Regions from separate parts of the Homo sapiens genome. Here region 2 is linked to region 1. A link is an interaction called in ENCODE POLR2A ChIA-PET data of the cell type or tissue named here. Cell type or tissue: OCI-LY7. All regions are shown on one strand.

Evidence for each region. Peaks named below come from ENCODE experiments on the same cell type or tissue, not always from the same donor. Only the 100,000 strongest peaks of a DNase experiment are listed, where the experiment ranks them.
Region 2: POLR2A ChIA-PET joins it to region 1 with 6 read pairs; 5 of 35 experiments call an interaction of 5 or more read pairs at or near these places.

The regions. Positions count from the first base shown.
Region 1 is chr1:212,651,143-212,656,142 of GRCh38, forward strand. All of the region lies in intron 2 of LINC02773 (long intergenic non-protein coding RNA 2773), which reads right to left. Among named protein-coding and RNA genes, the nearest start is that of LINC02773, 12 kb to the right of the region's middle. RefSeq lists an enhancer at 4,499-5,000. In OCI-LY7, no CTCF peak of the experiment used is centred here; a DNase peak (open chromatin) is centred at 2,029; H3K4me3 peaks cover 355 bases.
Region 2 is chr1:212,506,634-212,511,633 of GRCh38, forward strand. All of the region lies in intron 1 of LOC105372908 (a long non-coding RNA gene), which reads right to left. Among named protein-coding and RNA genes, the nearest start is that of LINC02771, 36 kb to the left of the region's middle. In OCI-LY7, no CTCF peak of the experiment used is centred here; no DNase peak of the experiment used is centred here.

The sequences.
Region 1 (5,000 bases):
TTCCACAGCTTCACTCAGGTGTGATGTATCCAGCTGGCAATCTCTGAGACTAAGTAATTTTTTTAAATGTTCCTTCTAAGTCTTTTTTTTTCTTTAACAACTCTATTCTTACAATTTCTTAAAATTGTGAACAACTAACCACACTACAAAGTTGGTGGACATAGATACTCACATTATAATCAAAGTAAACTTACCCAGCTGTTAATAAAACTTGCAAAATCATATGAAGCATATAGTCGTGACTTGCTTCCTGGTAATTAATCATGGTGGCCATAAGTAAGTCCAGCCATTGCCTTCCCATTTCCCAGGCTACAGGCTCAATAAGGGCTTTTCAAATTCCTGGATATTAGCTGGGCCATCTGGCTTTGTTTTGGCCGAGTAGCATCCAACTCCTCTTTCCTATTGGAGGGAAATCTCCTATTATATAGTCTTGGTGGGTGGCCATTTTGGAGACTAAAAAGGCCAAGTCTTCCTTCTCTCTGCACTCAGCTATCCAGGTCATAGGCCTGAACCCCAGCCTGAGCCAATACTATATTGCTGCCAAGACTTCAATCTTGAACAAGTGACACATAGCCCAGAAGCAGTAGAATTCTTCTGCCGTGATGAGGAATCCACACCAGGCCACTCCGGCTAAAAGGCATGTATTGTGCTTCCTGGTTTTTTTCTGGGCTGTTTCCTCCAGACTCACACCACACATTTCTTCCAATAAATGTCCTTCCTGGTTACAACCACCAGATAGTCTTGGTTTCTTGCTCCTGAACGCGTTCCCCCTGATTGTGGCAGGCACTGTTGGTCACCCAGTGGCTGCTCCCCTTCCCTTTATTGCTAATAGAACCCCAAGTTTTTATTTCTTCATATCTCTACCTGGCCCAAGTATAGGGACCATGACTGGTCAGTCCTATCCCCTTGTTCAGCGACAGGTCTAAGGTTAGGCCTGTGACCCAGCTCTAGCCAAAGAGACCTGAGGGGAAATGCTGGAAGCTTCTGGGAAAGGCTTTCCTCACTCATTGTGTCCCTGGCCCCTTTCTTCCTGCTTGAGAAGCCACCACATGAGAAGAAAAGCTTGGAGCCACTGCAGCCATCTTGCCACCATGAGGGAAGGCAGCAGCAGCCCTAAAGAAAGCAGAGGGAGCCTGGGTCCTTGATCTCTCGGAGCCACCACAATGACCCTGGAATCACCTCCCTCTGAACTGCAGGTTTTCTCTGATGAATCAACCCTCGTCATTTAGTTCTCTTATACTAAGTGCTTTGTTATTTGCAGCCAAAACATTCTGATAAACTGATTCTCTGAGTTTCACTATTTTCTAAAATAATCATCTGTTGTTGGAGCTGGAAGAGATCTGGGAGAACTTTGAGTTTCTTTGTAATAGAAGAATCTGAGTTGGATATGGAGGCAGAAGCAGAGGGAGAACCCAGGCCTCCTGAGTCTTATCCTGTGATAAGCCTTTTCCTATGGTGGTCTCCCCAGCACCCTGAGGAGGTGCCCAGGACATTTCACAGGGAGCCATGGGGATAGAGCCTGGATTCTGGCATCTGAGAATCATGGGCAAAGGGGCAAATAAGAAGGGGCAGAGTGAGCCTCTGCTGGGCCTGGGCAAGGCTGTGGACTGAGACACATAAGATGCCAGAGCTGTGTTCCTAGCTCTTTCTGTTGGAGCTCCTGTTGTATCCATGAGTGTGTGCATGTGTGTGTGCACATGGGCGCACACAAACCTTTGCCCTGGGTTCCACTTTTCAGCCTCCCTCAGTCTCTAGGATCTCCTGCTTCCCCACCAGCCTGGCAGCAATGTCCTCTTCCTCTCATGGATGAGTACTTTTTGCAGTTTCTGGCTGGTTTCATGCCCTTTACTTTTTTCTTTTTTCTCTTTTTTTCCACCTTTTAGAGCTTTATTTAGAAAGTGTATATGTAAGGAAGTAAAGCCATTTCCATTTACAGTTTACAAACTAGAACCAGTTTGCCTTGGAAGCCCAGTCTGGGTAACCAGCCATGTCCAGGCTGGCACAGAGGAAATCAGCACTCTTCCTGTACACCTGTAGTCAGCAGGTGAGATGAACAGGGCTGAACAGCTCTTTAGTGTCAATTTTCATCACTGTGAAATCACCACTGTATAAATTTCACCACTGTATAAATCTACATTTATAGAGGGTGAAATGGGAACTGCTTTGAAAACAGTAATTGTGAGTGTATTCAAAACCAACCATAATGGAAAAAAATACAAGTGCATCAAATAAAGCCACAGTATTGTTTCTGAATACCATTTGGATAGAACGCATAAGAACGTATTACCACATACACACACGTGTGTGTGCACATGTGCAAAAACTGAAAACCATGTTGCCCAGCCCAGAGTATTTGCACTTTATATGCAGGTGTATAAAAAATATATTGGGCACCTACCAGATGCTCACGTCCTATAGATTAGCAGTTGTTCCCCCAAATCCAATGTAATTCAAGAATTCTCATTTTCAGGAGAAACATTAATTTGGGTAAACCAAGGATTTTTACAGTAAAGATCTATAACGACTTTCAACTGAATTATCCCTTAAGTACATTTGTGTACATGCATATGTAGAAATACATTTACCTTACAATAGGACATAGTATTTTTATTTTTTAAAATGCAGTTTTTTTTAAAAGAAAATTTGCAGAATTTACTACACTAAACCCTTCACTTTTTTCATGCCACTGTACAATTTTTCCTACAGCTGTGCCTGGACCAAAGAGAGCTCAAAGAAAGGCTAAGAATTCACTTCTGGGACTTGGAAAGCTTCAAAAGAGTGAACCAGAACTAGGGGGAACATTGATCCTGGATGCAGCTGGCTGGCAGAGGTGCTGGTGTGCTGTTTCTTCAGAGGTTTCAGGAAGGCCCCCCCATCCCAAAATCACCCTTCCTTCACCTGGGAAGTCAATGCCTGAGACTCCACCATTACAGATACAATGCAAACCTTCCTGGGAGACAAAACTCCTCATATACACCTTAAAGTGAGTTTTTATGATCTTTTCAAGAGGGTCAATGTTGAGAAGAATCCAAGTGGAGAAAGGATGAGGTTGGTTGAGGGTAGCACCAAAAGATTCTCTTTTTCACTCAGAATAGGCGCTGCAAGTCTGTCCTGCTGGTGATGCACATACTGGAGAACAAGAGGGTGGTGGAGAAAATTATGTAAACTTCCAGGGAGAAAATCTGGGCAAGGGGAAGGGCATGGAGGTGGGTGGTCAGGTATATCGGGGCATATTGTGGAGAGAAGTGTAAGAAGTATGTGGTTACTTTGGTAGTGGACACTAGAGAGACACTGAAGGTTCTTGAGGAGGAGAGTGACATAATCCAAAAGTCAAATCTGATGGCTATGTGGAGAGGATTGAATGGAGAGACTGGCATCAGGGACTCCAGGGAAGACATAATGAAGGGCTGAACATGGCCATAAAGGAATAGGTAGAAAGGTCACAAGAAAGGCACAAAGTAGAATCCAGGTGACCTTGTCCCCAAAGACATGTAGGAAGAATGCTGATTTCTTTAAAGGGAACTAGAAAGTGAGGCCAGAAAACTGGTTTATAGTGAAGAAATACCGAGTTTAAGGTACTTGTAGGTCATCCAAGTGGAGATAATATTATTGTCATTAGTATTGGCTGACAAACATTAAGAGATTACTCTCTACCAGGCACCATGCTAAGCCCTTCACATGCATTATCTCATTTAATTCTCATAACATCCCAAAGGGTAGATATTGTTATCCCCATCTTACAGATGAGGACACTACAGCTCCAAGAGGTTAGCTACTTGCCCAAGTTCCCACAGCTAGTAAGAACCCACGCCCCTGGCTCCAAAGCTCCTAACCACCATGAGGCTCTGGTGCTTGGGGAAGAGGTCAGAAGCTGGTCTGTGGCCACAGAGATGACAAGGAAGATCTTAAGAATGTATGGGACCTCCCTAATGAAATTCGAAAAGGAAGAGAAGAGAACGAATCTTTATGGCATATCATTAGACAAGTCGCTGAACTGTCACCATCTGTCAACTAACCTTGAATGAGACCTCTAAGAGCAATTTCCCTATTCCCCAGGATTTAAATGGGGTTTGGAGTTGGCATTGACAACCCACTAACAACAGCTCACAAGCTCACTAGCAGAGTAACCCGCAACTCAGCGTGAAGGAGGCTGTTTGCTCCTTCCACCCTCTAATGAAGACAACTTGTTTTTCTAAGTAGGACTTCTTTTCTGGTTGTAAGTCTTGGGACAGAACTTCGAAGCAAAATCTGGATGCAGAGGTGGAGTGGGATAGGAGGGAGCAGGTTTAGGGGTCACTGCACTTTTCAGCTATTCCTTGGGAGCTTCAGACATAGTCTGGAGGGTAGGGGAGACATTGATGAGATGAGAGAGTAGAGGATGGCCTGCAGAGGGAGGGAGGTGGAGGAGACAGAGGGACAGGGCATGAGGGCTCGAGGGAGCAGGGCCTTGGAAGCATTCGCCCTCTCTCTGTGCTCACTTTTATCCACCAATTCCCCACTCTGTGCCTCTTCACTCTTTTTTCATCTTCTAAAAGAAAAGAAATTCAAGGGAACACTTACACTGAAGCCAAATTCGTTTCCTTCCCCTCCAAGCCAGGTGTCAGTGGTACCCCCCTCTCTTGGTCCCCCAGCATGATGGCTCCTCCTTCCTCATCCTGTATCCCTTCAGGAGCCACATCCAGCCCAATTAACTTCAGAAACTTCTCCTTCATCAGGCTTCCCTGGACCCCATGAGGTGAACCTTGAGAACTAGGAGAAAAGCTCCTACTCCCCTACCCCCAACCCCTCTTATGGCCTGGTGAGGAGAGGTGGGATGGGTGGGGTATAATCCCCTCTCAGCCTCCCCGTCAAGTCTGTGTTCCACACTCCAGGCCCCAGAGTCCAGCACACTTTGGGTTCCTGACACATGTTTGTGGAATGAATGAATAAATAAGTGAATGAGTGAATGAATGGGAGAATGGACATGCAACAAAGGATGCCAGAGCAGAGGCTGCTGAGTG
Region 2 (5,000 bases), 140 kb before region 1:
AGCGTAGCAGTTACCAGCCCAGAGCCTACAGTGGGATGCTTGGGTTCTAGTTCCAGCAGGGACCTTGGTCAAGTGCTTATCTTCTCTGGACCCCAGTTTCTCATCTGTCAAGTAGGGAGAATAATTGACCCTATCTCATGAGGTCATTGGGAGGATTAAAGGAGTTAAAGAATAGAACAGCACATTGCATGCATTGTTATTGAAGCATTAGCTGTTTTCTATTATTCTGCCTTGCTGCACACCCCAACCCTCAGCCTCTCTGAATTCTAAGAATTCTGTCTGGAAGAGGAGTGACATGTTCCCTGCTGTTAAGGAATCTCTCAGGCTGACTGTCATTTGTTCCTTTTAGGGGCCCTGGAACTTTCCCTCCTACCTTCCCCACTCTCAGGATTCAGCACCTCCTACTTTATTATTGCTATTATTAATCAAAACTTCAAACGGAATGTATAATCCTGGTACAAAAATTGAAACATACAGATAAATAAAAAGAAATTAAAATCAGCCCCAATACCACCATCCAGAAAGAACTATGGGTAACATTTTAAAGTATATCTCTTTCTAGACATTTCCCCATTCAATACATTTGTTTAAATATACATGTACATATATTAAGGTCAAGGGGTCAGCACTCTCAGCCTTAGGCCTTCCATAGAGGCCTGTCCCTTGGGTGGGGCATAAGACCACTGTTGGCTTCTCTGAGCCCAGGACCTTGGAAGGTCAAGGGCAGGACCTTTCCGCCTGACTCCACTGTGCTCCCCAGCCCCCAGCTGAGCCCGGGGCTGCCTTCCTCCAGCTTTGCACGAAATGCCCATCTTGGAGCTGCTTTTGATCCATCCCCTGGAGGTGGCTTATTGTATGGGATGATTGTGTCAGAAGGAAAACCCTCCAGCATGTCCCTGGGCATGAATTGGGCCTTTATGTGAAAAGCCACTCTCTGCCGAATCCCAGCTCCTCATAATCCACTCTGAAAGCTGACTATGACATCACCGTTGACTGGTATGGAGGGTCTGGGTGGGAGCCTGCAGAACATGTGCTGCTTAACAGCCAGAGAACCTACTGACAAATGCAAGGGCGACATTCAACCAGCCTTTCTCGGCTCCTCCCAAATGCTGGACAGTGAAATTTTGCTTTCATTTTATACCCTGGAATTTCTCAAAAATGTTAAAAATCACAATGACTATAATTTACTAAACACATATCCTGTGCCAGGCCCTTAACAGTCATCGTGTTCATTATATTTCATCTACACCTTATATTTCACTTATATTTCATCTTCACCTCCATTTTACAAGGCAGATAAGGAAACTGAGGCTCAGCAAGACCAGTGGCTTGACCCAGGCTCTGCCACCAATAAGGGTTGCAGAGTGGGACTTGAATCCAGGCAATGACTCTCAGGCCCATGCCCTTTATTTTTGCATAAAAATTAATGTTATATTTTATTAAGGTGACCCATACCCATAGTTAAAAATCAAATAGGGCTAAAAGGCAGAGGGAAAAAAAAACAGCAGCTGACAGCCTTGACTCTTTCCCTCCTCTGCCCTGCTACTCTGAAGCAGCCACTTTCCACTAGGCAGATGTCTTTTTCTGTCTTTACTTTAGATTTCTTTCTTTTCTTTTTTTTTTTTTTTTTTTTGATGGAGTCTCGCTCTGTCGCCCAAATTGGAGTGCAGTGGCATGATCTTGGCTCGCTGCAACCTCTGCCTCCCAGGTTCAAGCGATTCTCCTGCCTCAGCCTCCCGAGTACCTGGGATTACAGGCACCTGCCACCATGCCCAGCTAATTTTCGTATTTTTAGTAGAGATGGGGTTTCACCATGTTGGCCAGGCTGGTCTTGAACTCCTGACCTCTGGTGATCCATCTGCCTCGGCCTCCCAAAATGCTGGGATTACAGGTGTGGGCCACCGTGCCTGGCCCTACTTTAGATTTCAAAATGTTCAGCTAAGTGCCATTTCTCAATTTTTTTTCTGGAATAAGTAAGACACCATCACTCCCTTTCCCATTTCTTAATAAAGGGGAAAGGATTCCCCTTTATAAAGGATTGCAATTTCCCCCAATTCCTTTATTGGGTCTATCAAAGGTATGCAATAAAATGTCCCACTACTTATACATGCCATATAATTTACCAGTTCTTCCCATCGTCACTTGGCGAGACTTCCCTCCCCAGTTCTCTGTCCTACTGTTTCAGGCTGAGCTGGCTACTCTCTCCTTGCCCTGAGATTTTACTTATCTTTTGCCACCCATGTTCCTGGATGCCTTGCCTTCCTCTTTCATGATTTTGAGTTTTTGAGTCCTGGATTCCAGAAATGGTTTTATTTTCCCTTCACATTTGATTGATCATTTGGCTGGATATAAAATTCTGGGTTGAATTTTATTATCTGGGTTTAATCTGAGTTGAAAATCGTTTTCCTTCAGAATTTTGAAGGCATTTCTCCACTGTGTTCTGTTTAGTGCTTCTGATGAGAAGTTAGATCCCTTCCTGCTTTCATTCCTTTGTCTATTAGGTGTGTTTCTCTTTCTAGGACTTTCTGGATGTTCTCTTGATCATTTGGTTCTAAAATTTGATACTGATGTGCTCTGGTGTGAACCTTTTTTTTTTTTAAACTCCCTGTACTGGGCAGCTTCTATTAAATTTTTTTGCTTTAGTTATATTTTAAGCTTCAAAGAGCTTTCTTCTCTGACTGTTCCTTTTATGTTGTATTTTTCCAAGATTACTAATTTATAGCTTCCTTTTTGTTTTTTAAAGGTTTTTCTACTTACTGTATATTCTTGGTGTCTGATTCTTCTGAGCCTTTTTTTTTTCTGGTTTTTTTTTTTTTTTTTGAGACGAAGGCTCACTCTTGCTCCCCAGGCTGGAGTGCAATGGCGCAATCTCGGCTCACTGCAACCTCCGCCTCCCGGGTTCAAGCGATTCTCCTGCCTCAGCCTCCCGAGTAGCTGGGATTACAGGCGCCTGCCACCACGGCTGGCTAATTTTTGTATTTTAAGTAGAGATGGGGTTTCACCATGTTGGCCAGGCTGGTCTCGAACTCCTGACCTCAGGTGATCTGCCTGCCTCGGCCTCCCAAAGTGCTAGGATTACAGGTGTGAGCCACCGCGCTCGGCCTTTCTGTTTCTTTTGACCTGTCTCTTTCATTTCAAATATCCGGTGATCCTTCATATTTAAGAGTGAGGAAGTCTTGTAAGTTAGTGAGCATCATAGTAGGGTGACCAGATGGTTAGAAGGCTGTTTTACTGAGAATCTTCAAGTAAAGTTTTGTGGAGATCTTTTCTAAGAGTGGAGGATGTGGGTGAAGAAGCTCAATCTATCTAGAGGAGAATCTTCCAATTACCTGCCTGGAAAGGCAGTGACACCCAGCTGCTAGTGTTCTGGGAACAGCCAAAGAATCTGAGAGTCCATAGTTTATATATATTTTAAAATTACTCTCCCATTTTTCAAACTCCTGCCTCACTGTCATGCTGTGCTGTGACTAGTGTCTTGAGTTCCAGACCTGACTCAGAGCATCTCCAGGTCAACTTCTCCAGATAATACATTTCTGGCCTCTTCCATGCAAAAAGAGAGGAGGGGGTGGCCTCCTATTGCTTAGCCCTGAGTCTCACCCCTGCTTTCTGTGGTACCTGGTGCCTTTAAGCATCAACTTTTTGGAGATTCTGTGGAGCACCTTGGTTCACTTCTCATCACACACTTCTCTTGTATGCATGTGGGGTGTGACTTAGCTCTGTGTGGAGACTGCTCCTCTACCTACCTGCCCATCTATAAAAATGTTTGGAAGTCTTTCCTCCCCAGTGGTTATCTTCTTATCTCTTCATCCTTTTGACCCAATGGCTTTGTAATTCCATTATTAGTGGTTTTTTTTTTTTTTTTTTTTTTTTGCAGGGGGGTGAATGAGGTGGGATTTGGAAGGATGTTATCCACTGTTACATAATATATCACGCCAAACTTCATAGCTTAAAGCAACAATAATTTATGATTTCTCATGATTCTAGGAACTGACTGGGTGACCCCTTTGCTGGTTTCACCTGAGTTCACTCATACTGCTGCATTCAGTTATCATTGGCTGGCCTGGAAAATACAAGTTGGTGCTAGCTGTTGGTTGGGGTTCCTCAGTTCTCCCCGCTTGGTCCCTCATCTTCTAATATGCTAGACTAGCTTATTTAAAGGGTGGTCTCAGGGCAATGTTCCAAAAAGTTAAAGGCAACATCACTTCCACTGAATTCTGTTTGTCAAAGCAAGTCAGATCAGATTTAAGACTTTTTATCTTGATGGGAGGACTGACAAAATCACACTGTAAAGAGGCTTGTTTCAGGAATGGGAGAAATTATTGCAGCTATCTTTATGAAAAATCTATAAGAAAGTGAGAAAAAATACATGCAGAATGCTAATCCACCACGTTTAGCAGGAGGTCTTCCCATGCTGTTTGTATTGCCCCACACCACCATGGTCTCTGTCCTGTAGGCTCATATAAGACCTTTTATAGAATTTTGTTAACCAAACCCTCATGGCTTTAGGTAGTTACAAATACATATACCATATCCTCATGCTGGGGAAAGAAGCAGAACACACTAATTATCACTAAAGGATTTGGAATTGGAGAAACTTGGGTTCAAGTCCCAGTGTCACTACTTATTAGCCCTATTACCCTGGGTAAGTAATCTCTCTGAGCCTCAACTTCTTTAGCTATAAAATGTGGTTTTGCAGCTGGGCACAATGGCTCACACCTGTAATCCCAGCATTTTGGGAGGCTGAGGTAGGTGGATCACTTGAGCCCAGGAGTTTGAGACCAGCCTGGGAAACATGGCAAAACCCCATCTCTACTAAAAATACAAAAATTTAGCTGGGCATGGTGGTGTGCCCCTGTAGTCCCAGCTACTCAGGAGGCTCAGATGGGAGGATCTATTGAGCCTAGGAGGTTGAGGCTGCAGTGAGCTGCCATCAAGCCACTATCTCTAGCCTGGGTGACAGACGGAAGCCCCGTCTCAAAAAAAAAAAGTGGTTTTGCATA